5 separate regions of the Homo sapiens genome follow, and all the other regions are linked to region 1. The links are chromatin loops, found by intact Hi-C in ENCODE. Cell type or tissue: dorsolateral prefrontal cortex. All regions are shown on one strand. Region 1 overlaps MEPE (matrix extracellular phosphoglycoprotein). Region 2 has its middle 7.8 kb from the start of PIGY. Region 3 has its middle 10 kb from the start of SPP1. Region 4 overlaps HSD17B11 (hydroxysteroid 17-beta dehydrogenase 11). Region 5 has its middle 53 kb from the start of ABCG2.

What was found. A loop is a pair of places that touch in the nucleus more often than their neighbours do. Peaks named below come from ENCODE experiments on the same cell type or tissue, not always from the same donor. Only the 100,000 strongest peaks of a DNase experiment are listed, where the experiment ranks them.
Region 2: a loop joins it to region 1, with 3 times the contacts of the local background. A loop is called at or near these places in 34 of 110 quality-filtered maps.
Region 3: a loop joins it to region 1, with 6 times the contacts of the local background. A loop is called at or near these places in 92 of 110 quality-filtered maps.
Region 4: it touches region 1 in a loop (6-fold over the local background); 46 of 110 quality-filtered maps call a loop at or near these places.
Region 5: a loop joins it to region 1, with 13 times the contacts of the local background. A loop is called at or near these places in 94 of 110 quality-filtered maps.

The regions. Positions count from the first base shown.
Region 1 is chr4:87,846,475-87,851,474 of GRCh38, forward strand. It overlaps MEPE (matrix extracellular phosphoglycoprotein), which reads left to right. Exons shown (of 4, transcript NM_020203.6): 4 at 1-318. Among named protein-coding and RNA genes, the nearest start is that of MEPE, 16 kb to the left of the region's middle. In dorsolateral prefrontal cortex, a CTCF peak has its summit at 2,695 (motif pointing left); a DNase peak (open chromatin) is centred at 2,727; H3K4me3 peaks cover 714 bases; H3K27ac peaks cover 3,516 bases.
Region 2 is chr4:88,513,485-88,518,484 of GRCh38, forward strand. No RefSeq gene overlaps it. Among named protein-coding and RNA genes, the nearest start is that of PIGY, 7.8 kb to the right of the region's middle. In dorsolateral prefrontal cortex, CTCF peaks have their summits at 2,347 (motif pointing left) and 2,556; a DNase peak (open chromatin) is centred at 2,327; H3K4me3 peaks cover 540 bases.
Region 3 is chr4:87,983,477-87,988,476 of GRCh38, forward strand. No RefSeq gene overlaps it. Among named protein-coding and RNA genes, the nearest start is that of SPP1, 10 kb to the left of the region's middle. In dorsolateral prefrontal cortex, a CTCF peak has its summit at 2,320 (motif pointing left); a DNase peak (open chromatin) is centred at 2,325; H3K27ac peaks cover 2,173 bases.
Region 4 is chr4:87,373,185-87,378,184 of GRCh38, forward strand. It overlaps HSD17B11 (hydroxysteroid 17-beta dehydrogenase 11), which reads right to left. Exons shown (of 7, transcript NM_016245.5): 3 at 1,515-1,646. Among named protein-coding and RNA genes, the nearest start is that of HSD17B11, 16 kb to the right of the region's middle. In dorsolateral prefrontal cortex, CTCF peaks have their summits at 2,704 (motif pointing right) and 2,906; no DNase peak of the experiment used is centred here.
Region 5 is chr4:88,209,268-88,214,267 of GRCh38, forward strand. It overlaps a transcript of ABCG2 not described here. Among named protein-coding and RNA genes, the nearest start is that of ABCG2, 53 kb to the left of the region's middle. In dorsolateral prefrontal cortex, a CTCF peak has its summit at 2,891 (motif pointing left); a DNase peak (open chromatin) is centred at 2,885.

The sequences.
Region 1 (5,000 bases):
GTCTGAAGACCTCGTCACCTGTGAGTTGATGTAGAGGAGAGCCACCTGACAGCTGACCAGGTGAAGAGAGGATAGAGTGAAGAACTGAGTGAGCCAAGAATCCTGGTCTCCTTGGGGGAATTTTTGCTATCTTAATAGTCACAGTATAAAATTCTATTAAAGGCTATAATGTTTTTAAGCAAAAAAAAATCATTACAGATCTATGAAATAGGTAACATTTGAGTAGGTGTCATTTAAAAATAGTTGGTGAATGTCACAAATGCCTTCTATGTTGTTTGCTCTGTAGACATGAAAATAAACAATATCTCTCGATGATAATTTGTATTAAGTAATCTATAAGAAACTCTGTTGTCTGTGGTGCTTCATTTCAGAGGCAAGAAGCTTAGTTCTGCCTCCAGCACAGGGAGTGCCTATGAAATTGATCCACTGGGGAAATCTCAGCTGTGCTCCTCCACCCTCTCTGCTTGAGCCAGCCTTTCCTTTCCCCTCTGACTTCCCTCTGTGCTGATAGAGATCCTACTTCCTACCTTCTTCCACTCTTTCCTCTGTTGCACATGTTGCACATATTCTACGACAAATATTAGCTCCTGAAACAAATCTCCATGTTATCATTTTTCTTGGTTCTACCTCCTTCCAGACAAAGAGGACTGTAGGGTAGAGGGAGGGCAAGAGGGAGAATTTGAGGAGAAACACAAATGCAAAGCCAAGACAAAAACTTAATTTGAGAAATATCATTCACTGGCTGATCCCAAGTCATTTCCAGAATATTTCTTTCTCTTGTCTTTCAGTGTAGAGGTTTTTTGGCTTTGTGACACTGTTCTGGAAACTAGCCCTAAGTCTCGGTTAGGGAAGGGGGAAGAGCTCTGGAAAGTTTTTGCCCCTCCTGATAAGAAGAATTTATATAGCCGGTATACCACCCTTTCTCCTTTCTTGCCCTTTTCTTGGCTTGACATGAACCTGATGCCTGGAGGAGCAGTCATGTTGTGGCTATGAAGGAAAGGACAAAATAATCCTAGAGGAGCCACTGAACCAGCTCCATCATCAGCTTCCTGCCTCCAGAATCTTTGTCCTATGAGAAAAAGAATGCTCTTTTTAAGCGACTATTTGGAATTTTTGTTGCTGCTGTTATTGGTAGGTGAATTGAATTTGTAATTGATATACCTCTCCATTCTTGACATTCCTCCAAATGAGGAAGGTCAAGAGAAGAAAAGAAAGAGGTAGAGAATAGAGAAAGAAAAGTGCACACATTTTCTCTTTAACACGTAAGTTCCCAAACAACAGAAATCATGACTGAGACATTCCGGACAGCACCTAGATTATTAAGTTGAATAATGTATGTAGCAAAGTCAAGTCAATGTCAATATGTTATGGCACCTTCAAAAAATCTAAACTCCCACATTGGGTAGATAGAGGGTGCTTCATTTACTAAATGAAAGTGGCAATATAAGCTATTGAATAAATCAGACTCTCAACATACACAAATAGTAATGGCTAACATGATTTGCTTAGTTACCATGAGCCATGCTCTGTGAAGTCCTTTTATCTATACAGCTACTCTATAATACGGGTACCATTATTACCCCCATTTTACAGATGAAGAAACAGACACAGATCTGTAAGTATTTGCTAGTTAGCTAGGATTTATACCCAAGGAGTCTGGTTCCAGAGTCTTTACTCTTAAACAATCACTAAACTGCCATATATTGCAAAGATAAATGTACATAATATACACATACATATATGACTGTGTGTATATATAGACATATATGTATACACACGTGTACATAGATCGTGTGTATATTCATCCACATAATATGAATATGTGTGAGTATATGTGTGTTCATGAGTGCACACACACAGAGAGAGAGAGAGAAACTTGAAAGAATACAAAGTAGAATCTAAAAACAAGGAATCTTTTTTTCCCTCATTTGTTCCCTATCTTCTGGAAATAACAGGTCAGAATCAAGGGAAAGACTGAACATATCACCCAATGTTACCATCAGAATTCCAGAATAAACTATTCCTAGTAATTTGCTTTTTAAAAAATAAAAGACAATTTGGGGGAAAAAAAACTGGAGGCAATTAATGAAGTAAAAAAAAAACTCTATCAGAATTTAAATTGCAGATTAATAAATTGAAATCAAACTGCTACTTATATTTCAGGTTTATATCAGAGCTTTACATGCGAATGGTCTGATCACATAAAAACACTTGTCGTGGTAAAAGAAAAATATGAACTGATGGAGAAAAACGGATGCTTTCTTTGGGTAAATACAGATGGACCCTTCCAAAAGTCACCTGTCGTAGTCTGCTATCTAGTGGAGAAACTGCGTATTTCAATTCTCTGGTCCGATTTTGTTTCCTCTCTCTAAGCTTCAGTGTTCATGGATATTTCTTCAAAACACTGACAATGTTCATATTTTTTTCATCCAGTTAACAGAAACTAGAAGTGTGTTGGCATCCACAATGCATTGCTATTTGATGCAGACGTGGAGGAATTAGTCCAAACACAAAGGACCAGAGATCCACAAGGACAGTCAGTAGTCAAGAGTGAGGCCCATGCCTTATCCAAAACCATGTTTTAGCCATCAGGCTGCGCTAATCTCAGTTAAAAAAAAAATAGATATCTGTTTCTGAAATTGGGCAAAAAACTTCAGCCTCACGTAGCTGCCTTATAAGAGACGATGGAAATTGACCTAGCCTGCCACCTTGTGCTCAAAAAGAAAAGGTCACTGTACCAGTCTGCGAGCAGGCTCCGGTTCTGTTATTTACGTGCAGCCCTGGTACTCCCTCAAACCTCACCTTCCTGGACTTCTCTGCTTGTAAATATTTACCTTGATTTTACAATACTAATTAATCTGTTCTTGGCGCGTCTACCAGTCAGGGTAACATATCTGACCTTGTCTGAAATAACATTTAGCTCAGTTGAAAAGTATTTATTGAACGACCATCTTTTACAAAATTCTTTGGAGATCAAAAGAAGAGATGCTCTTGGTCTTTATCAAAACTATAAGTAAGTAGGGAGAAAGTCATACGAAAGATACAAGGCAGAATGTGTTAAATAATAGAAATATAAGTAAAGTGAGACAGGAGTTCTGAGAAGATGAACTCTAGCTGAAGGGAAGAGCCAGGAGATAGTAAAATCTATTTTACCCAACGTATTACACATGTAGAGAGGCTGCAGACAATAAGCCTCACTAGTACATAAGAGCTTCACAGTGGCGACCTTAAGTGATCCCATGTGTAGTTTAGAGCTTAAGATAGCTCTCCCCAACCAGTGGATGGGGAAGGAGTGGTAAGCAAGGTAGGGTTCAGGGGAGTTGGAAGGAAGAAGACCAGCCAGGAGGAAGTTGCTCAACAGACTTTCTCTGCGGTCTAGAATAAACATTGTGTTATCTCCTCACTCTGTCTTTAGGGCCTGCCTTTAACTAAGCAGGAGCTCAAGACAGCGTAAGTTTCAAAGACATTATGATGCTTTTACAGAAGTCCCTTTCAAAAACAACTTCTGTATGAGAAGGTAAACTCTGCTATTCAAGAGAATGATACTTACAGTCACAGGCATTAAAATATGGTATTAGACGGCCCAAAGGAAAAGGAGAAGAAATAGATGAGTCTGAATGCATGTCAGGAAGATAGGAATTGGGGGCTGAAAGAGAAAGGGGCAGATAAATGGTTAGAAAAAATTTAATGAGGAAGTCTGGAAAGAAAAGAGAACAAAACACCGATACAATCCAAATCCAGAAATCCAAATGAGAATAATGTCAAAAACAATGAGTGGACTCACGCAAAAGCTGCAAGAAAATCTACCTGAAGCTATGGTTTAGACTTTCGAGAATAAGAACAAGAGGATCTGTTTCATTAAACGAATAATACTTTATCAATTTGTAGGCATATGGTTTAGTGTAACACAGACACTCCCTGTTTAGAAGTGACTCTTGCTAGATTTGAATTTTAAGTAGATTTTTATAATTGTTAGGTTAACAGATTAATAATAGAAGTCAAACAATCTTAAATAATTTTTACTTAAAACAGCATCAGGAAGATAGAAGTATTAGGTTGGCTCAAAAGTAATTGCCATTACTTTTAATGGCAAAAACAGTCATCACTTTTGCACCAACATAATACTATGTGAAGAAAGAAAGTTGTCTATTTAGCAAAGAGGTAATTCTGAGCAGGCCAGCTGGGGCAGATCTTAGACACATTGCATTAATAAGTGAATGGAGTAATATTTGTGATATAAGGCCATGAACGGGGTCCAGGGATTTCCTTTTTTAACAGGTCCCTCAAATGATTTTAATGCAAGTCAAAGTTTGAAATCACTAATATGGATGTCTTTCCCAGTGACCTTCAAATCAGTCACCTGGGTCTCCCACAAATCTATAGCTAGTCCAGAACTTCCCCTGTATTAACCTACCATTGCAGGAATGTTTCAGTTTATGATGAAAAATAGCTTGTCTTTGTGGATTATCTTATATCAACAAATAATAAAAATATCATTTAAAGTGAACGTACAAGGCTGGGACTGGTGGCACAAGCCTGTAATCCCAGCACTTTAGGAGGCCAAGGTGGGGCAGATCACCTGAGGTCAGAAGTTCGAGACAAGCCTAGGCAACACAGTGAAACCCCATCCCTATGAAAAATACAAAAATTAGTCAGGCCTAGTGGCACAGGCCTATAATGCCAGCTACTTAGGAGGCTGAGGCACAAGAATTGCTTGAACCTGGGAGGTGGAGGCTGCAGTGAGCCAAGATCGTGCCACTGCACTCCAGCCTGGGTGACAGAGTGAGACTTTGTCTCAAATAAATAAATAAATATTAATTAATTAATCAAGTGAATGTACAGGACAGCATTTAAAAATGGACCTTTACACAGGCTCTTGCAAAACAGAAACTATTCACAGTGCATATACGTGACTTCCCCAACTCACTACTCTGTGGAAAATAATCTGGTGATTGTAGAGCCGTAGTGTGCCATCGGTCACGTACAAACCGGTCATCCTA
Region 2 (5,000 bases), 670 kb after region 1:
CAATTAGGAAATTCCTGCCTTAATCTCTCCATGACACTGTGATCTGCCCTCCAGTCCCCCACTTCTCCCACTCAGACTGCTCCAGTAAATGTCACAGATGACTTTTTTTGTTGTAAAAATCAACAGAAACTTGTTATTTCCATCTTAAATCATTTCTACTGCATTTGAAACTGTTGACTACTTTCTCCTTGAAACGAGACTGTTGCTCTCCTTTTCTTGACTTATTTTCCATTTCCTTTGTATCCTTACACCCCCAACCCCTGGACTCCTGATCAAGTCTCTGGCTTCAGTTATTACTGGGCCCGCGGCTAACGTGTCTCCTCTTTAAGCTGATAGATGAGGTCTACCTGTGATACCTGGAGCTATACCTCTGACCTAAAGGAATTCATATATTCCAGCACGATAGCCATTTTTCTATATAGTCTATGTCACTACCTGCATGCCCCTTGGCTCTGTAATCTGAACATTTGCAAGGAGAAAGTTGTCATTTTTTATTCCAAAAATGTTTTTCCATATTTCACAGCTTGGAGTGATCCCACCAATATCTTCAAGAAGAAGCCTACAGTTATCTTCCATTTCTCCCTCTCTTTTACCACATTCCACATGCAAGTCAAGTTCTAATAATTTTAGTTTTAACATCTCTGTAACCCCACTACTGCCAGTGCACTAAGCTCAAGATCATCATCTACTGGCTGGGTGCAGTGGCTCACACCTGTAATCCCAGCACTTTGGGAGGTCGAGGCAGGTGGGTCACCCGAGGTCAGGAGTTCGAGACCAGCGTGGCCAACATGGTGAAACCCTGTCTACCAAAAATACAATAATTAGCTGGGTACGGTGGCAGGTGCCTGTAATCCCAGCTACTCGGGAGGCTGAGGCAGGAGAATTGCTTGAACTCGAGAGGTGGAGGTTGCAGTGAGCTGAGATTGTGCCATTGCACTCCAGCCTGGGCGAGAGAGCAAGACTCAGTCTCAAAAAAAAAAAAAAAAAAAATCTCTTGTCCCATCACTTTATTAGCCTCTCAACATTCTCCTTGTATCTAGACCAACACTGCCCAACAGAGCTTCCTGTGAAGCTGGAAATCTGTATCTGCACTATCCAATAAGTTGGACTCCTCTGTAGGTAAGGCTTTGTCTTTGAAGAATTTTGAAAAGTAAACACATTCATTGGCAGCAGTGGGAAAAACAGTCTAGAACTGTGCCATCCTATATTGGCTCTTTAATAAAAATTCAATAAATGTAAAAGATTCTCAGTCACATTAGTCACATTTCTAGTACTCAATATCTACATGTGACAAGTGTTTACTGTACTGTAAGTATGAACACTTGCCACAGCAGGGATCTGTAACATACAAACCCTCTGGAATGCTGCACGTGCTTTTTTTTCTTTTTCCTTTTTTATGGGAAAAAGAGCCATAGTGTTTATCAGCTGCACAAATCCAAACAATTTAAAAGTCAGGTAATAAATTCCGATTTCACTGACACTGACTATTATTACAGCTCCCGAATCCCTCTTGATGTGCCCTGTGTACAGTTCCAGCCTCATCTCCCACTGTTTGGGCGATTTTCTTATTGTGCAAACATCACAGAGTATACTTACGCGCTGTGTTTGTAAGTACACTCTGTGATGTTTGCACAATGCTACAAACCTGTACAGCATGTGTACTGTTCTGAACACTGTAGGCAATTGTAACACAATGGTCAATATTTGTATATCTAAAAATAGAAAAGGTACAGTAAAAATATGATATAAAAGATAAAAAATGGTACTTACCATGAATGGAGTTTGCAGGACTGGAAGTGGCTCTAAGTCAGTGAGTAAGTGGTGAATGAATGTGAAGGCTTAGGACATTACACCACTGTAGACTTTATAAACACTGTACTCTTAGGCTACACTAAATTTATTTTAAAAATAAAGCAATTCCTTTACAACATTATGACAGCTATGACGCTACTAGGCAACAGGAATTTTTAGCTCCTAATATAATCTTATGGGACTACCGTTGTATATGTGGTCTGTTGTTACTGGAAACATCATTAAGCAGCCCATGATTCTATTTCAGTTTCTTGAATGGGCCCAGTCTCTTATTCTGTGTTTTCACACATGCTTTTTCTTTTGCCTGGAACCCTCTTCCCATTGCACCACTATCTCTCCCTGTTCCTCACCTCCTCGCTTCAATTCTGCCTCCTCCTCTGTCTTGGTTATTCCTATTCATTTTTCAGGATTCACGTCGGCTGTCATGGCATTCTGCTGGATGCTACCTAGCTCTGCATTTCAGCAGTGCACTTGTCTTTCTGCTTCCTTCTGAGGGATCAATTGCCAGTGGTCCCATGAGTTAACCAAAAGTGCCATCTAGTGGCAAATGCGGAAGACAACACTCGCTTCCAAATGGAGCATTTCACTAAGAGGGACAAAACTTGGAATAGTGGACAGGCTTTCTCCACCACTACACACAGTAGGGAGAATCTACCGTGGCTCTTGGCTCTTCTAGATAGTTTTACATTTTCTACCTAATTTAAAACTCTCCCTTGGTCTGGAAGTAGGTATCATAATTTTCATCTTACAGATGCAGTCTCAAGTTCAGAGGGGCCTCCTTAAAATCCCCTTCTTTGGGCCGGGCACGGTGGCTCACGCCTGTAATCCCAGCACTTTGGGAGGCCGAGGCGGGCGGATCACGAGGTCAGGAGATCTAGACCATCCTGGCTAACACGGTGAAACCCCGTCTCTACTAAAAATACACGCCTGTAATCCCAGCACTTTGCGAGGCCAAGGCGGGCGGATCACAAGGTCAGGAGATTGAGACCATCCTGCCTAACACGGTGAAACTCCATCTTTACTAAAAAATACAAAAAATTGGCCGGGCGTGGTGGCGGGCGCCTGTAGTCCCAGCTACTCAGGAGGCTGAGGAAGGAGAATGGCGTGAACCCAGGAGGCAGAGCTTGCAGTGAGCCGAGATTGCGCCGCTGAACTCCAGCCTGGGCGACAGAGCGAGACTACGTCTCAAAAAAAAAAAAAAAAAAAAAAAAAAAAAAAAAAATCCCCTTCTTTGCAGGATTGGCTGCAAATAAAGAAGGACAGTAGGTCACAATAGGCCAGGTTTTGCTCCCTCAGGATGGGAATTTCTCATTTAGAGCTGGTGGGAAGGATCTCATTAACGTGGTTAAAGATGATTTGTCAGTGATGCAGCTGAGGACACTTAAAAAGAGAATCTTGTTAAGAGTCTCTAAGGAAGCAGTAGGTCCCCTGGCATTGTGAAGTCAGCGGATTATTGAGAAGGAGGAGGAGTGGGGAAGAGTTTCATTAATGTAGGAATAAGGCAGTGTTCCTCATGGTGGGTTTACAGTGTAACAAATGGAAGTGTTGGGGTCAAAGCCATGGCGTGCAGCATGAGGTACGTAATGGGCAGCTTGTGTCCCTGTGAACAGATATGAAGCCAGGATGATTTGCTAGTGAGAAGCTTGGGAAGGAACACTAGAAACCTGTTGAATTCCCAATACAGGGTGTCATATTTCATAGGGTCACTAGAAGTAGCACAATGGGTGGACAAAATTTAGAAGGCGTAAGACCTGCATTCACTTTTGGCCATGCCTCTAACCAGCATCTGACCTCCAGCAAGTGACCTGGAACCACTGAGCCTTAGGCTGGACACTGAGATACTGCTTTTTTAATTTTCCTCTAACAACTTTATTGAGATATAATTCACATAGCATGTAACTCAGCCATATATAGTGTACAACTCAATGGTTTTTAGTATCTTCACAGAATTGTGCAAGCATCACCATAGTCAATTTTTCTGTTTGGGGTTTTTCTTGTTTTTTTTTTTGAGACAGGGTCTTGCTCGGTTGCCCAGGCTGGAGTGCAGTGGCATGATCATGGCTCACCACATCCTTGACCTCCTGGGCTGGATTCTCCCACCTCAGCCTCCTGAGTAGCTGGGACCACAGGCACATACCACCATGCCCAGCTAATTTTTTTTTTTTTTAGATTTTTAGTTTTTTGTAGAGACAGGGTCTCCCTATGTTGCCCAGGCTGGTCTCGAACTCCCGGGCTCAAGTGATCCTCCCAGCTTGGCCTCCCAAATTGCCACCATAGTCCATTTTAGAACATTTTTATCACCCCAAAGAGAAACCTTGTACCCTTTAGCCAAAACTGCACAATCTCCCCCTTCTTCTCCAGCTCTATGCAGCTACTAATCTACTGTCTGTCTGTAGAGATTGACTATTATGGACATTTCAAATAAATGAAATTAGACTATGTGACCTTTCGTAACTGGCTTCTATGACTTAGCATGATGTTTGCAAGGTTCATCCATAGTCTAGCATATATCAGTACTTTATCACTTTATATTGCCAAATATTATTTCATTATATTCATATCACATTTTATCTATCTATTCATCAGTTTATGGACGTTTGGGTTGTTTCTACTTTTTGGCTATCCTAAATGATGCTGCTATGAACATTTGCATACAAGCTGTCGTGAATACTTAAGTTCTCACTTCTCTTGAGTATATACCTGGGAGTAAAATTGCTGCGTCATGTGGCAACTCTACATTTGACCTTTTGTGGTCTTGCTGTTTTCCAAAGAAGCTGCAACATTTTATATTCTCACCAGCAGTGTATGAAGGCTTAAGAGGTCTTTTAAAACTGCTGATCTGTTCATAAAAGTGTCAATAAGAGGCTGGGCATGGTGGCTCACTCCTGTAATTCTAGCACTTTGGGAGGCAGAGGAGGGTGGATCACTTGAGATCAGGAGTTCAGGACCAGCCTGGCCAACATGGTGAAACCTCGTCTCTACTAAAAACACAAAAATTAGCCAGGCATGGTGGTGCACCCCTGTAATCCCAGCTACTGGGGAGGCTGAGACAGGAGAATCACTTGAACCCAGGAGGCGGAGGTTGCAGCGAGCAGAGATCGTGCCACTGCACTCCAGCCTGGGTGAGAGTGAGACTCTGTCTCAAACAACAGCAACAACAAAAAAGTGTCGATAAGATATAGAAGCAT
Region 3 (5,000 bases), 140 kb after region 1:
TACGGTGTGATGTTTTGTTACATATATACATTGTATAATTATCAAAGGGTAATTATCATATCCATCACCTGAAACACTTGTCATTTATTTGTGCTGAGAACATTCAATCCTCTTTTCTAGCTATTTTGAAGTATACAATACATTATTATTGACTATAGCCAAGCTACTTTGCAATAGAATACTAGAATTTATTCCTCCTAGCTAACTGTAACTTTGTACCCATTGACTAACCTCCCCTCATCCACCTTCCCACTCTCCCAGCCGCTGGTAATCACTATTCTACTCTCTACTTCTATGAGGTCAACTTTTCTAGATTCCACATATGAGTGAGATCATGCAGTACTCTTCCTTCTGTGCTTGGCTTATTTAACTTAACATCCTCTAGGTTCGCCTATGTTGTCAAAAATACCAAGAGAAAACATGCACAAACTATACATCTAAGAAGGAATTAAAATCCAGAATACATAAGGAACTCAAACAACTTAATATCAAAAAAAAAAGAAAAAAAAAGACAACTCAAATAATCCAATTTAAAATGGGCACAAATCTGAATAGACATTTCTCAAAAGAAGACATGCAAATGGCCAACAGGTATACAGAAAAATGCTCAACATCACTAATCACCAGGAAAATGCAAATCACAACCACAATGAGATATCATCCCACCCAAGCTAAAATGGCTTTTATCAAAGAGACAAAAAATAACAGACACAGGCCAGGATTCGGGGAAAGAAGGACACTCGTACACTGGTGAGAACTGTAAATTAGTACAGCCACTATGAAAAACTGTATGGAGACTTCTCAAAAAAACAAAAATAGAACTACCATATTATTTAGCAATCCCACTGCTGAGCATATAACCAAAAGAAAGCAAATCAATATGTGGAAGAGATATCTGAACTTCAATGTTTATGGCAGCACTATTCACAATAGCCAAGATGTGCAATAAATGTAAATGTCCCTCATGATGAATAGATAAAGAAAATGTGGTATATACACACAATGGAGTACTATTTGACCATAAAAAGAAATTAAATCCTGTCATTTGCAGCAACATGGATGGAACTGGAGGTCATTATATTAAGTGAAATAAGACAGGCACAAAAAGACAAATATCGCATGTTCTCACCCATATGTGGTAGCTAGAAAAGTGGATCACATAGAGATAGACTGTAAATTGGTGGTTCTACAAGAGGCTGGGGAGGGTGAGGGTAAGGGGCAGATGAAGAAAAGTTGATTAATGGGTACAAATATACAGTTAGGTAGAAGAAATAGGATCTAGCATTTGACAGTACAGTAGGGTAACTATCAATAATTTACTGTATATACATTTGTTAAAAACCCTAAAAGACAAGAATTCAAGTGTTCCCAACATAAAGCAAAGATAAATGTTTGAGGAAATGGATATCTCAGTTATGCTCATTGGATCATTACACACTATATGCACACACAAAAACATCATATGTGCCCCCAAAATACAGACAACTATTGCATATCAATTTTTTAAATAATCAATAAATTTAAAAGGAAACTATAAAGATATTAGATAAATACATGAGTGAGTAACTTCACAGTCTGGGTGTGGAGAAACCTCTTCTAATGATGAGAAGACAATGCCATGCCATAGTCCTTGTAGATATCATTAGTCAGGTGCAGCAGCCCCTTAGGCTCCCAGCATACTTGCTGCAGTGGGCACTTCCTCACACTCACCTGCAGGTGATGGCTGGATTGATGGTGTTGTTCCCACATGCTTGGCAAGGGGCTTGGCACTGTGCTCAAATCCAAGGGCATGACCAAGTTACTCCTGGAATCACTTATTTGAATAGTGGTACTATTTAACAACTATTCCCTGCATCACTTCTCTATTAGTCAGGGTTCATTCAGAAGACAGAAAAGAGACCAGTCATTTGAACAGGGAAAATTTAATTTAAAGAATTATTAACTAGAAAGAGGAGAATAACCAGAGAGAATAAGAGAAATAAGAGAACATTAACAATACCATGGGGCTGAAAGTGCCCATATAAGGAACAACTTGCAAAAGGAGAGGCCCTCTCCTGAGATTCAGACTTCACTGGAAAGGGTACAGTCACAGCCCAAGGGATGGCAGAGAAGTCTGCTGTGTTATCCTGAGTCAGAGCTGGTCCACAGTGGTCCAACTGGTGGGCTCAAGTTGGAAAACAAGAGACTTCCCACAGGGGTTCCAGCAGACTGAGGCCAGCAAAGAAGGAAAACCATGGGGCAGGCCAGCTGAGCAGGAGGCTAGCTGGAGGGTGAGTGCCACAAGGTGCTCTGTGTGCACAGCAGTGTCCCTCCAGTGCCCTCTACTGACAAAGCTTGCCACTGTGCCAGTTGGCAAAGGAAGCACGTTCACAGGGTCCATCTCCAGCAGTATCACAGAGCAGGGCAGAGACAATGGATTTGGAGCAGGGAGGCACAAAACTGACAGGGGAAAAGGCTGATTCCTCCTAGACAACAAGAGCACAAAAATGAGCCTGGGACATTTTTTCATGATAGGATGAAAGCAAGCACGAAAGGACAAAATGGGGTTATATCCAAGGGACCAAAGAGCAGACTTGCAAGGGGCTTCCATTGGCCAAAACTGGCGTAATTTGAGCAATAACAGAATAACGACAGTAACGAATTATAACAAATTGAATTTTTAAAATTCCACTAGTATATAGTGATACTACAAAAGAGCATTAAAGAAGGAAAATTCTTCTTTACAGATGAATGCCAGCTAGTAATAAAACTAGAAGGAATGCTAACATTAAAAAATTATTTCATAACCCACAAGGAAATAATTGAGGAAGTGATCACTAATGAATGTTAAAATTATTGTGCAGAAGATGATTGAGAACATCTCACCTGGTCTCAGAGTATTCACCTGTTCTCAGAATATTACTCCACAATTATTTAATAATTCCAAAAGAAAGAAAGTGCTTTCAACCAGAGAGATTTGCAGTCACCGTCTTTAGCCAGTAATTAATGAGACTTGTAGATACGTACCACCCAGTGTGAGGCAATAAGAAATATGCAACATCATCTAGAAATTTTTGTAAAAAATGTTTACAAAATCAAATGACTAGAAAACAAGCAAATCCAGAATTTGAGCTACTCTATAATAGAACTGGTCTGAGCTTTTTTTTTTTTTTATCTTTTGAGACGGATTTTCGCTCTTTCACCCAGGCTGGCATGAAGTGGCGAGATCTCGGCTCACTGCAACCTCCCCCCGGCCCCGGGTTCAAGTGATTCTCCTGCCTCAGCCTCCCCAGTAGCTGAGATTACAGGCATGAGCCACCGCACCCGGCAGTCTGAACTTTTTAAAAAGCAGAGTTGTTAGATAAAATACAGGATACTGAGTTAAATTTGATTTTCAGATAAATAACAAATTAGCTTTTAGTATGAGCACGGGACATTTTATGCTAAAAGATGATTCATTGTTTATTTGACATTCAGGTTAACTGAGCATCCTTTTCTAAATTTTCTAAATCTGCCAATCCTACAAAACAGACAATTTGATGAGAGAAAAAGGGCAAGAGAGGAGATAGTATTCTAGATTAAAAATATACCAGGTATAAAATAGATTAAAAAATATACCAGGTATAAAAAGTAAAACATGGGCCGGGCGTGGTGGCTCATGCCTGTAATCCCAGCACTTTGGGAGGCTGAGAAGGACAGATCACCTGAGGTTGGGAGTACCCGACCAGCCTGACCAACATGGAGAAACCCCTTCTCTACTAAAAATACAGAATTAGCCAGGTGTGGTGGCACATGCCTGTAATCCCAGCTACTCGGGAGGTTGAGGCAGGAGAATCGCTTGAACCCAGGAGGTGGAGGTTGCGGTGAGCCGAGATTGCACCATTGCACTCCAGCCTGGGCAACAAGAGTGAAACTCCGTCTCAAAAAAAAAAGGTAAAACATGAACCTTGATTGGCTCCTGGATTGAAAAAGACACACAGCCATAAAAAACCTTTTGGGGACAATTGTGGCAATCTGAATATACACAGTATATTAAATGATATTGTGAAATTACTGATAATTTTCTTAGATGTGATCATTGCATTGTACATGAAAGTGAATGTTCTTACTCTTGAGAGAAGTATAATGAAATATTTAGGGATGAAGTGCCATGGTTTTTGTAATTTACTTTCCAGCGGTTCAGAAAATAATGACTGGGAGAGGAAATGTGAAGATGTAGGTTAGAGGTTACAAAGTAGCAGACATGGGGAATAAGCAAGTCTAGAGATCCAGTGTACAACATGAGGACTACTATTAATAAAATTGTACAGTATTTGGGATTTCTGCTAAATGAGTAGATTTTAGCTGCTCTTGCCACACACATAAAAAAGGCTATCTATAGGAGATGATGGGTATGTTAATTTGCTTCACTACAGAAGCCATTTTTCTGTCTATATGTATCCCATAACATTATGTTGTATACCTTAAATATACACAATAAGATTTCTTTTTAGCTTTTTGGAAAGTGGCGACTGAGTCTGTGGGTGCTGCCCCAGGAGTGGGAGCTATCATACACCCTCCTCTTCCAATCCATGTTGCAACCAATAAAGGCTGTTTCTACAGTGTTAAAAAAAAATTCAACGGTAGGCTGTCATCAGGGGAAAAAAATTAGTAAGAAGTCAGAAAAAAGGTATACAGAAAGAGAAGAAACTATGGGGAAAAGCATATTATTCTTTTAACTTTTCTCAAGGTTTAAAAATGTTCCAAAAATTGGAAGTAGGAGGATAGAGCAGGGAGAACAGAAAAATGTACAATGAATAATGTCCATCAGATAGTGTCTCAGACATAGGTATAAAAGTCTCAGAACAATTCCCTCATTATTCACCTCACAAGATCATAAAAAAGGCATTCATAAATTTTTATAAATAAAAAAAGTGTCAAGACCAATTTCCCATCACCTATGCGTTTTTCAATAACCCTGTAGATACTCCCTTTGATGCAGGTCTTCTTTAGTCAAACAATCTTTTCATCCCTTGCCCATG
Region 4 (5,000 bases), 470 kb before region 1:
CAAAAATTAGCTGGTCATGGTGGCAGGTACCTGTAATCCCAGCTACTGGGGAGGCTGAGGCAGGAGAATCACTTGAACCCGGGAGGCAGAGGTTGCAGTGAGCCAAGATCACGCCACTGTGCTCCAGCCTGGGTGACAGAGTGAGACTGTTTAAAAAAAAAAAATTGCTAAATTTTTATGTTCCCCAGCCCTCCACCTCTTGTTGTTGATGCTTGGGATGAAGAAACAAGTAAGATAATACCCGGCCAAGTGCAGTGGCTCACACCTGTAATCCCAGCACTTTGGGAGGCTGAGGCAGAAGGATCACTCGAACCCAGGAGCTCGAGATCAGCCTGTGCAACATGGCAAAACCTCATCTCCACAAAAAATACAAAAACTTGCTGGGCATGGTGGTGTACTCCTGTAGTCCCTGCTACTAGGGAGGCCAAGGTGGGAAGATCATTTGAGCCCAGGAACCTGAAGCTGCAGTGAGCCAAAATCACGTCACTGCACTCCAGCCTGGGCAACACAGAGACCCTGTCTCCAAACAACAACAAAAAAAGAGACAGTAACCTATATTTGAACAAACACAAAACATAAAGATATATGTCAATAACTTGGGAATATTAGCATAAAATAACACTGCATTTTTATAAACCCCAATATTCTTTTGAGATTAGTCATCCCAAACTCACATCCAAGAAAACTTTGAGGGGCCTTTTTAAGAACTGGCTATTTGGGCAATATTTGGAGACTTCAGAAACACACACGGCATATGTACATATATATAACTTAAGACCTTCAATGGTGAGGTTCACAATAAGGTTTGCAATTTTAGGGCCAGGAAATAACATGAGGCCTGAGCCTCATGCAAATTGAAAGCCAGGGCAGTGGCTCATGCCTGTAATCCCAGCACTTTGGGAGGCTGAGGCAGGCGGATCACTTGAGTCCAGGAGTTCAACACCAGCCTGGGCAACATGGTGAAACCCCATCTCTACTAAAAATACAAAAATTAGCTGGGCATGTTAATGCCTGTAGTCCCAGCTACTTGAGGGGGCTGAGGTGGGAGGATCACTTGAGCCTGGGAAGTTGGGGCTGCAGTGAGATGAGATTGCATCACTGCACTCCAGCCTTGGCAACAGAGTGAGACCCTGTCTAAAAAAGAAAAAAGAGAATCTGAAAGCAAACTGGATTCACCTTTATAAAATCACAGACGATGACTCGGATGGTCCCCAACTCCTTTCTTTATCTCTAAATAGGATCACACAGAAATGTGAGAACCTAGCTTAGAATTAAAACATATACAACACCTGACATTTATTATTAATTTATTATTGTTATTATTAATGTTGTCAGTGAGGAAGAATGATAGAATTTGGTCATAGCATGAAAAATGATCTCTTTGTATAATGTTATCCCTGGTGCCTGGAGAAAACTTTAGCATTGATTTAATACTTCCTTATGTCTGCTAAAAGCCCCACTTTAATCTTTGGGATTTTCAAAAGGAACATTTTTGTAAAAGAAGCCATACTCACCCAGAAATGTGCAAGTACATTAACTTCAAAAGTCTTTTCAATCTGAGGATCTTGTGTAGCAAACAAATCTGATGTATAGACTACACCAGCATTATTTACTAAAATACTAACATCTCCAATTTCTGCCTTCACCTTCAAAAAATAAAATAAGAAAAGTAAATTCATTAAGAGGTATGAGGGTAAGTTTATACACAATGGCTATTTTTTTTTTTTGAGACGGATTCTTGCTCTGTTGCCCAGGCTGCAGTACAGTGGCGAAATCTTGGCTCACTGCAACCTCCACCTCCCGGGTTCAAGAGATTCTCTGGCCTCAGCTTCCCAAGTAGCAGGGACTGAAGGCTCATGCAACCACGCCACACCTGGCTAATTTTTATATTTTTAGTAGAGATTGGATTTCACCATGTTAGCTAGGCTAGTCTTGAACTCCTGATCTCAAGTGATCTGCCCACCTCAGCCTCCCAAAGTGCTGGGATTACAGGCATGAGTCACTGTTCCCGTCTTGTACGCAATGACTCTTGTTTTTCTGCTAGATCTGGATAAAAGTGATTTTGCAATCCATGTGTCAACAGGGGAAAAAAATCCTTTTTATTTTATGCACTTATGTCCAAAATAGATCTATCTTCAAGTGTATCAGGTGGAAATTTTCTTTTGCAATTTAGTCTCTTGACTTAGTTCTATTGACTATAGATCAAGAGGCATTTGGCTAAGTAGCATTTTTTTTAAAACATTACTTCAAAGGGTAAGCAAAAAAAGTTAAATTAGGCTGGGTGCGGTGGCTCACGCCTGTAATCCCAGTATTTTGGGAGGCCGAGGCAGGTGGATCACCTGTGGTCCGGAGTTTGAGACCAGCATGACCAACATGGAGAAACCCTGTCTCTACTAAAAATACAAAATTAGCTGTACATGGTGGCGGGCGCCTATAATCCCAGCTACTCAGGAGGCTGAGGCAGGAGAATCGCTTGAACCCGAGAGGCGGAAGTTGCGGTGAGCTGAGATCGCGCCATCGCACTCCGGCCTGGGCAACAAAAGCAAAACTCCGTCTCAAAAAATAAAAGTAAAACTAATGTGGCAAAATCAGGGACTACTACAGAGAATTGTGGAAAACTGATTACACTATTAAGCTGGCCACATTTTCTATTTATTTCTGTTTATTTTCTGTTCTGTTGTTCAATCGCTCTCCATTAGGTGGCAGTAGGCTTAAGGGTGAAGAGTGGTTTCCTTGGACCTTGAGTTTGGGCTCTGCCAGTCACTGTTGGACCTTGACCAAGTTACTTAACCTCTTAAAACTTCAATTCTTCCTCTGCAAAATAGAGATACTAATACAAGTTCCTTGTGAGTCGTTGTGGAAACAAATGAAATAATGCATGTAAAGGAGCTAACACTGTATCTAGTACACACAGTAAACTGCTATTACTATCATTATAATTATTTCAAAACCATTTATACTTGTCTACAAGTAACATGTTTTAAGATTCTCTTCTTGACCTGCTCAGGTGTCTATGAGGGTACTTAATATACAAATATTGGCCAAATGAGGTGGCTCACGCCTCTAATCCCAGCATTTGGGAGGCCAAGGCAGGCAGATCACTTGAGGTCAGGAATCGGAGACCAGCCTGACCCACATGGTGAAACCCCATCTCTACTAAAAATACAAAAATTAGTGGGGCATGGTGGTGTACGCCTGTAATCCCAGCTACTCGAGAGGCTGAGGCAGGAGAATCGCTTGAACCCAGGAGGCGGAGGTTGCAGTGAGCTGAGATCGTGCCACTGTGCTGCAGCCTGGGTGACAGACGAGATTTCATCTCAAAAAAAAAAAAAAAAAAACCCAAAAAACAAACAAAAAACCCCCAAAATATAGAAATATGAGGTAAATAATATTAAAATACATATGTGTGTTTTTCTAATATATATGCATGGTATGTGTGTTTTCTCTTGAAAATTCTATTTTGGTATTGATCCAGAAGGAAGAACATTTGAGAAATAAAATGGTTATGTGGAAGGGCTTATGTAAACCCTTATGGCCAGATTTCAAAGGTTGTTGCAGCTATCATTGGTGAAATGATTTCAGTTGAGGAAATATAAACAAAAGAACAAGGCTAGCTGCTAAGAGCAATAGAAGGCATCCACTGGACTGTAAAGACTATTTGTAGGCTGGGCACGGTGGCTCACATCTATATTCCCAGCACTTTGGGAGGCCAAGGTGGGTGGATCACTTGAGGCCAGGAGTTCAAGACCAGCCTGATTGACATGGTGAAACTGCATCTCTATTGAAAACACAAAAATTAGGTGAGTGTGGTGGTGGGTTCCTGTAGTCCCAGCTACTCGGAAGGTTGAACTGGGAGGATTGCTTGCACCTGGGAGGTGGAGGTTGCAGTGAGCTGAGATTGCACCATTGCACGCCCGCCTGGGTGACAGAGCAAGACTCTGTCTCAAAAAGAAAGAAAAATATTTTTAAAAAAAGACTATTTGTAGGCCGGGCACAGTGGCTCACACCTGTAATCCCAGCACTTTGGGAGGCTGAGGCAGGTGGATCATGAGGTCAGGAGTTCAAGACCAGCCTGACCAACATGGTGAAACCCAGTCTCTACTAAAAGTACAAAAATTAGCTAGGCGTGGTGACGTGCACCTGTAATCCCAGCTGCTCAGGAGGCTGAGGCAGGAGAATCGCCTGAACCCGGGAGGCGGAGGTTGCAGTGAGCTGAGATTGCGCCACTGTGCTCTAGCCTGAGCGACAGAGCGAGACTCTGTCTCAAAAAAAAAAAAGACTATACTCAAAAGGGGACCATTACAGGTAATGTAACTTTTTTTCAAAATAATTGTTATATCTTCTGGACTAGAATATAATCAATAACTATCTCTTCAACTAAGAAAGATCATAGAATCTTGATGCTTAAGCCCTACTTTTTATAAGATTGGAGTACCATAATTCCAAGGGGTAGCAATGCAAAAATACCTTATATGAGATTTTTATGGTTCCATAAGCAACTAAGATGCTTGGGCGGATAGACCCTAGCGTCCTAATGCATTTTGTTATACACTGTGTTTCAAATGAAACCTAGCTCTATTAACAGAGTTATCATTATTTAGAGATAGTGCTACAGTGTGTTGGGGGACTGAGGGAAAAGTGGCAAATAGCCTATGAGGGGCTTTTACTTTGTTATGCATTTACATGATTTCATTATTTTTCTTATTGAATTCTCACAGTAACTCAATGAGACAGCAATTCTTATATGCTCACTTTAAAGATGAAAACATGAAACAGAATGGTTGAGTTTCATACCCAAGGTCACATGGCTATTAAAAGATGGAGCTGGGACTCTCCCAGATCTGTCTGACGTCAGAGCCCAAGACAAGCCACCCCAAACAGAAAGGAGGCCATGGGCAAAAGTCTACCAGTACTCCTGTAGGGCATCAATCTGCCATGCTGAAGGCTCTTCAGTCAGAATTGAATTTCATCAGATTATATTTACGTTAGTAAAGTGTCAA
Region 5 (5,000 bases), 360 kb after region 1:
CCACTGCACTCCAGCCTGGGCGACAGAGCGAGACTCCATCTCAAAAAAAAAAAAAAAAACAAAAAAGCAAACAAGAAACACCAAAAAAAACAAAATAAATAAAAACAAAATTCAGACCGGATGCGGTGGCTCACACTTATAATCCCAGCACTTTCAGAGGCTGAGGCAGATGGATCACCTGAGGTCAGGAGTTTGAGACCAGCCTGGCCAACATGGTGAAATCCCATCTCTACTAAAATACAAAAATTATCCAGGCGTGGTGGTGAGCGCCTGTAATCCCAGCTACTCAGGAGGCAGAAGAATCGCTTGAACCTGGGAGCCGGAGGTTGCAGTGAGCTGATGTCATGCCACTGCACTCCAGCCTGGCTGGGTGAGAGCAAGACTCTGTCTCAAAAAAAAACAAAAAACAAAACAAAAACAAAAAACAAAGTTCATACCTCTTTCTATAAGTAAAAAATAAAAATTTTAAGTGAAAGAAAATTTTTCAGTTTGATTAGCAGGGGTTGTGTTGGTGTTGGCAATGTTATATAAAATAATAAGTAATGATAAGTTTTAGATTCAAGCTACGTGGTAGTAGCAATATACTGTGCTTTTCCTTTGCCAAAGATAACCTAAAGATAAAACTAATAAACAGAATCTTCTCTGCTATTCACCATTTTCCCCAGTTGTCAGTTATTTTTGACTGAATACGTTTTTTGCTTTTGTACCCTAGTGGTAGATCACTCTTTGAATGCATCTTAAAGATGTGTCCTATAAAACAAAACAAAACAAAACACCCTAAGCATCCTGTATAAGACTATTACCTTGTGGGTATTCCTACAGGTGTAGAATGCTCATGCACATATAAGTTGGTAATAAAATGTTTTGATTGAATTAGATATAATTAGGTTAAAGATGTCAGTAATGTAAGTAATCCTACACACACACACACACACACACACACACACACACACATATACATATATACGTTTAAGACAGTGCCTCTCTATGTTGCCTAAGCTGGACTGGAACTCCTGAGCTCAAGCAACCTTCCCACCTCAGCCTCCAGTGGCTGGGACTGGAGGCAGGCACCATTGTGCCTGGCTAGTAATGCAATATTTTTGTGTTCGTTGAAGGAGAGTAAAATAAATTGTAAAATCTATTTGTAGTTTATTTTGAAATGCTCTCCCCAGCAGCCTTACCTTTGCCTTATTTTCTTGAGGTCCTATTTACATTCATCCCATTCAGTGAGGATGAAGGATGTTGTTCTAAAACAAAAAGAATGGTAGAAATAAGCCCCATATAGTTAAAAGTGTGCTGGTAGCTATAAATACATACTTTTTCTTTTCTTTTTTTTTTTCTAAGAGATGGGATCTTGCTCTGTTGCCCAGGCTGGAGTGCAGTGGTACAATCATAGCTCACTGCAGCCTCAAACTCCTAGGTTCAAGCAATTCTCCCACCTCAGCCCCTGAGTACCTGGGAATATAGGCACTTGCCACCATTAACTGGCTAATATTTTATAGAGACAGTCTTGCTTTGTTGCCCACACTGGTCTCGAACTCCTAGCTTCTTCCCAAAATGCTGGAATGACAGGCATAAGCCACCACACCTGACCCATACATACATTTTTTTCAAGGAATAACAGAAGCCAGAGTTGATTTTATTTGCATTTGTTAAGAAGAGGCGCAGATGCCATGTTCTGCCCCTGTATTCCCAGCTACTCAGGAGAATGAGGTGAGAGGATTTCTTGGGGCCAGGAACTCGAGGCTGTAGTGCCCTGTGACTGCACCAGGGATTAACCACTGCACTCTAGCTTGGGCAACACAGAGAGGCTTGGTCCCTAAAAAAATTAAAAAATAAAAAAAATATATATATATATGTAAAAGAAGAAGAGAGAGTAGTTTGGCTAATTAAGGAGAGGATGTGCTAAACAGGGGACTTAACAAAAGCCACTTTCATTGTGTATTTTAAAAATTATTTTATTTTAGATTCAGGGTTGCACGTGCTTGTTTGTTACATAAGCAGATTGCATACTGGTGGGGACTGAGCTTCTAGTGTACCCAATGTCCAAATAGTGAACATTGTACCTGATAGGTAATTGTTCAACCCCTGCCCCACCCCCCCCCACTTTTGGAGACCCCAGTGTCTGTTATTTCCATCATCATGTTTTCGTTTTAATTTTCTTTTTGAGATGGAGTCTCACTCTGTTGTCCAGGCTGGAGTGCAATGGCGCGATCTCCGCTCACTGCAACCTCCGCCTCCCAGGTTCAAGTGATTCTTCTGCCTCAGACACCTGAGTAGCTGGGACTACCGGAGTACACCACCACACCTGGGTAATTTTTTTGTATTTTAAGTAGAGACGGGGTTTCACTGTGTTAGCCAGGATGGGCTCGATCTCCTGACCACGTGATCCGCTTACCTTTGCCTTCTGAAGTGCTGGGATTACAGGCGTGAGCCACTGTGCCCGGCCGAGAACTCTTTACTTTCAAATGACCAAGATATTTTGGGGAATACAGCAATTCTCTTAACTTGAAGATACAGTCAAACCGGTACTGCACTAAAGGGAAAAACGGGATAAGCAATAAATAGAACTAGAGATGTGGGCCAGAGGGGAAAGTCTTTCTCAAGCCTCTCTTCCAGATAAAATCAAGTTTGGCCATTTTTGTCTTACCTGATTGCAGTCAAAAGCATTTCGAGTGATTTATGGGAATTAGAGCTTTTGGTGCACAGCTAGTTCATTCTTAAATTGCCCATGCTTACATAGTGTAGGAGAAGGTGTGAGTCTATGTCCCAATTTACACATACCGCCCCCAAATAATTATTAGTAGTGGCCTCTTCCTCTCTCAAAAGTATGATTGCCCTAGCTTTAGGTGAAAACCAAAAGTAATCATTTGCTGGACTCTGGCGCCCTCTTGTGATTAAAATTTCACTTTCTGATATTGCTTATTCTGAGATGAGCGACTACCAAAAAATATGAACATCCCAAAGTGGATCATCTAATAACTTTCCCCAGAAGATCTCAGCTTTGAATTTCATGTCATTACACTTTAACACTGACTACCCCTGCATGGTTGCTGCCATCTTCAGATTTCAGAAGCATCTCCCGCCTGTATCAGTAATTGTAGCCCCTGGTACTGTCACTCTCTGTGACACTACTTCTGTCTTAATTCTTGGTGAATTCAGTATCTCCGAAAACGATCTCCCCAGCACTCTGGCCTCTGACTACCTTGAACTTCTCTCCTTCAGTGATCTTGTTCTCCACCCTGCGTTACCTATGTACTTGCAGGTCATGCCATAGAACTTGTAAGCATAGTCTATCTTTCCACCTAAACCCCTCTAATAACCCAACTCCGGCAAACCTTTGACCTTGCTCCACCAGGGCCTAAAACCCATTAATTACACCAGTATTTCACTGTGCCTCACCCCTCACTGCTTTCTTTAGTCACCATACCTGCCGAAATTCCATGATCATTATAATTACATCCTTGCAAATGCCCTCAGCTCCTCTGCTCCCCTTTTGCTTTGTCACTCGCTTGGCAAAACCACAAACCCTACTTAAATTCCTGTCTCCCCTGCTCTGTGCCTGTACCCCTGCAGTTGAACGTGGGTGGAGAAAAACACATAAGAATAATAAATTATTTGATTTTGTGTTTGAATTTTTATTTTTTTTGAGACAGGGTTTTGCCCTGTTACCCAGGCTGGAGAGTGCAGTGGCGAGATCTTAGCCCACTTCAGCCTTTGAACTCTGGGGCCCAAATGATCTTCCCACCTCAGCCTCCTGAGTAGCTGGGACTACCAATGAATGCCACCGCACCCAGCTAATTTTTAAAAATTCTTTGTAGGGACGGGGTCTCACTGTATTGCCCAGGCTGGTCTCAAACTCCTGCGCTCAAGCAATCTTCCCACTTTAGCCTTTCAAACTGTTGGGATTACTGGCTTGAGCCACAAAGACCTGTAATTATCTGATTTTAAATTCTTGATCAAGAATCTCAATGCCGGGACCCTCAGTAATGCCTGACAACTCATACTGTACTTCCCTAGCCCATTCACTCTTCTGTTTCCTATTTCAACACCGAAACATTTTCATCTTTCCCCTCCCATAGTCATTCTCAGATGATAACCTTATGTCCTACTTGACTGAGAAAACTGAAGTAAGTAAAAGAGAACTTCAGATTCTGTTCACCGTATCTGCCCACCCACCTGCATCTGCTGCCTTCTCTCCTATTACCCTACCCTAGAGGAACTGCCCATGTTACTAAGGCCTAAGGCAATGTCTCTACTTTGCATGAAGTCTCATCCCCTTTTTCCTAACTCAATAACAGCACTTTTCCCCTTTCTCTTCTATATCATTGTATATATATGTATATATATGTGTGTGAATATATATATATATTCCTCTCCACTGATTTGTTTCCCCACAGTATAAACATGCTATATTTCTTTTTGTTTGTTTTTGAGACAGAGTCTTGCTCTGTCTCCAGGCTAGAGTGCAGTGGTGCGATCTTGGCTCACTTCAACCTCCGCCTCCCGGATTCAAGCGATTCCCCTGCCTCAGCCTCCGGAGTAGCTGGGACTATAGGCACCTGCCACCGTGCCCAGCTAATTTTTTGTATTTTAGTAGAGATGGGGTTTCACCATGTTGGCAAGGATGGTCTTGATCTCCTGACCTTGTGATCTGTGCCCACTTCAGCCTCCCAAAGTGCTGGGATTACAGCCATGAGCCACCACGCCCGGCCTTTTTTTTTTTTTTTTTTTTTTTGAGACAGAGTCTCATTCTGTCGCCCAGGTTAGAGTGCAGTGGTGCAATCATAGCTTACTGAAGCCTTGAACTCCTGGGCTCAAGTGGTCCTCCTACCTCAGCCTCCTAAGTAAGTGGGACTACAGGCGCATACAACCATGCCTGGCTAATTTCTGTATTTTTTGTAGAGACAAGGTCTTGCTATGTTGCCCAGGCTGGTCTCAAACTCGGGCTCCAGCAGTGTACCCGCCTCAGCTTCCCAAAGTGCTGGGATTACCACCAC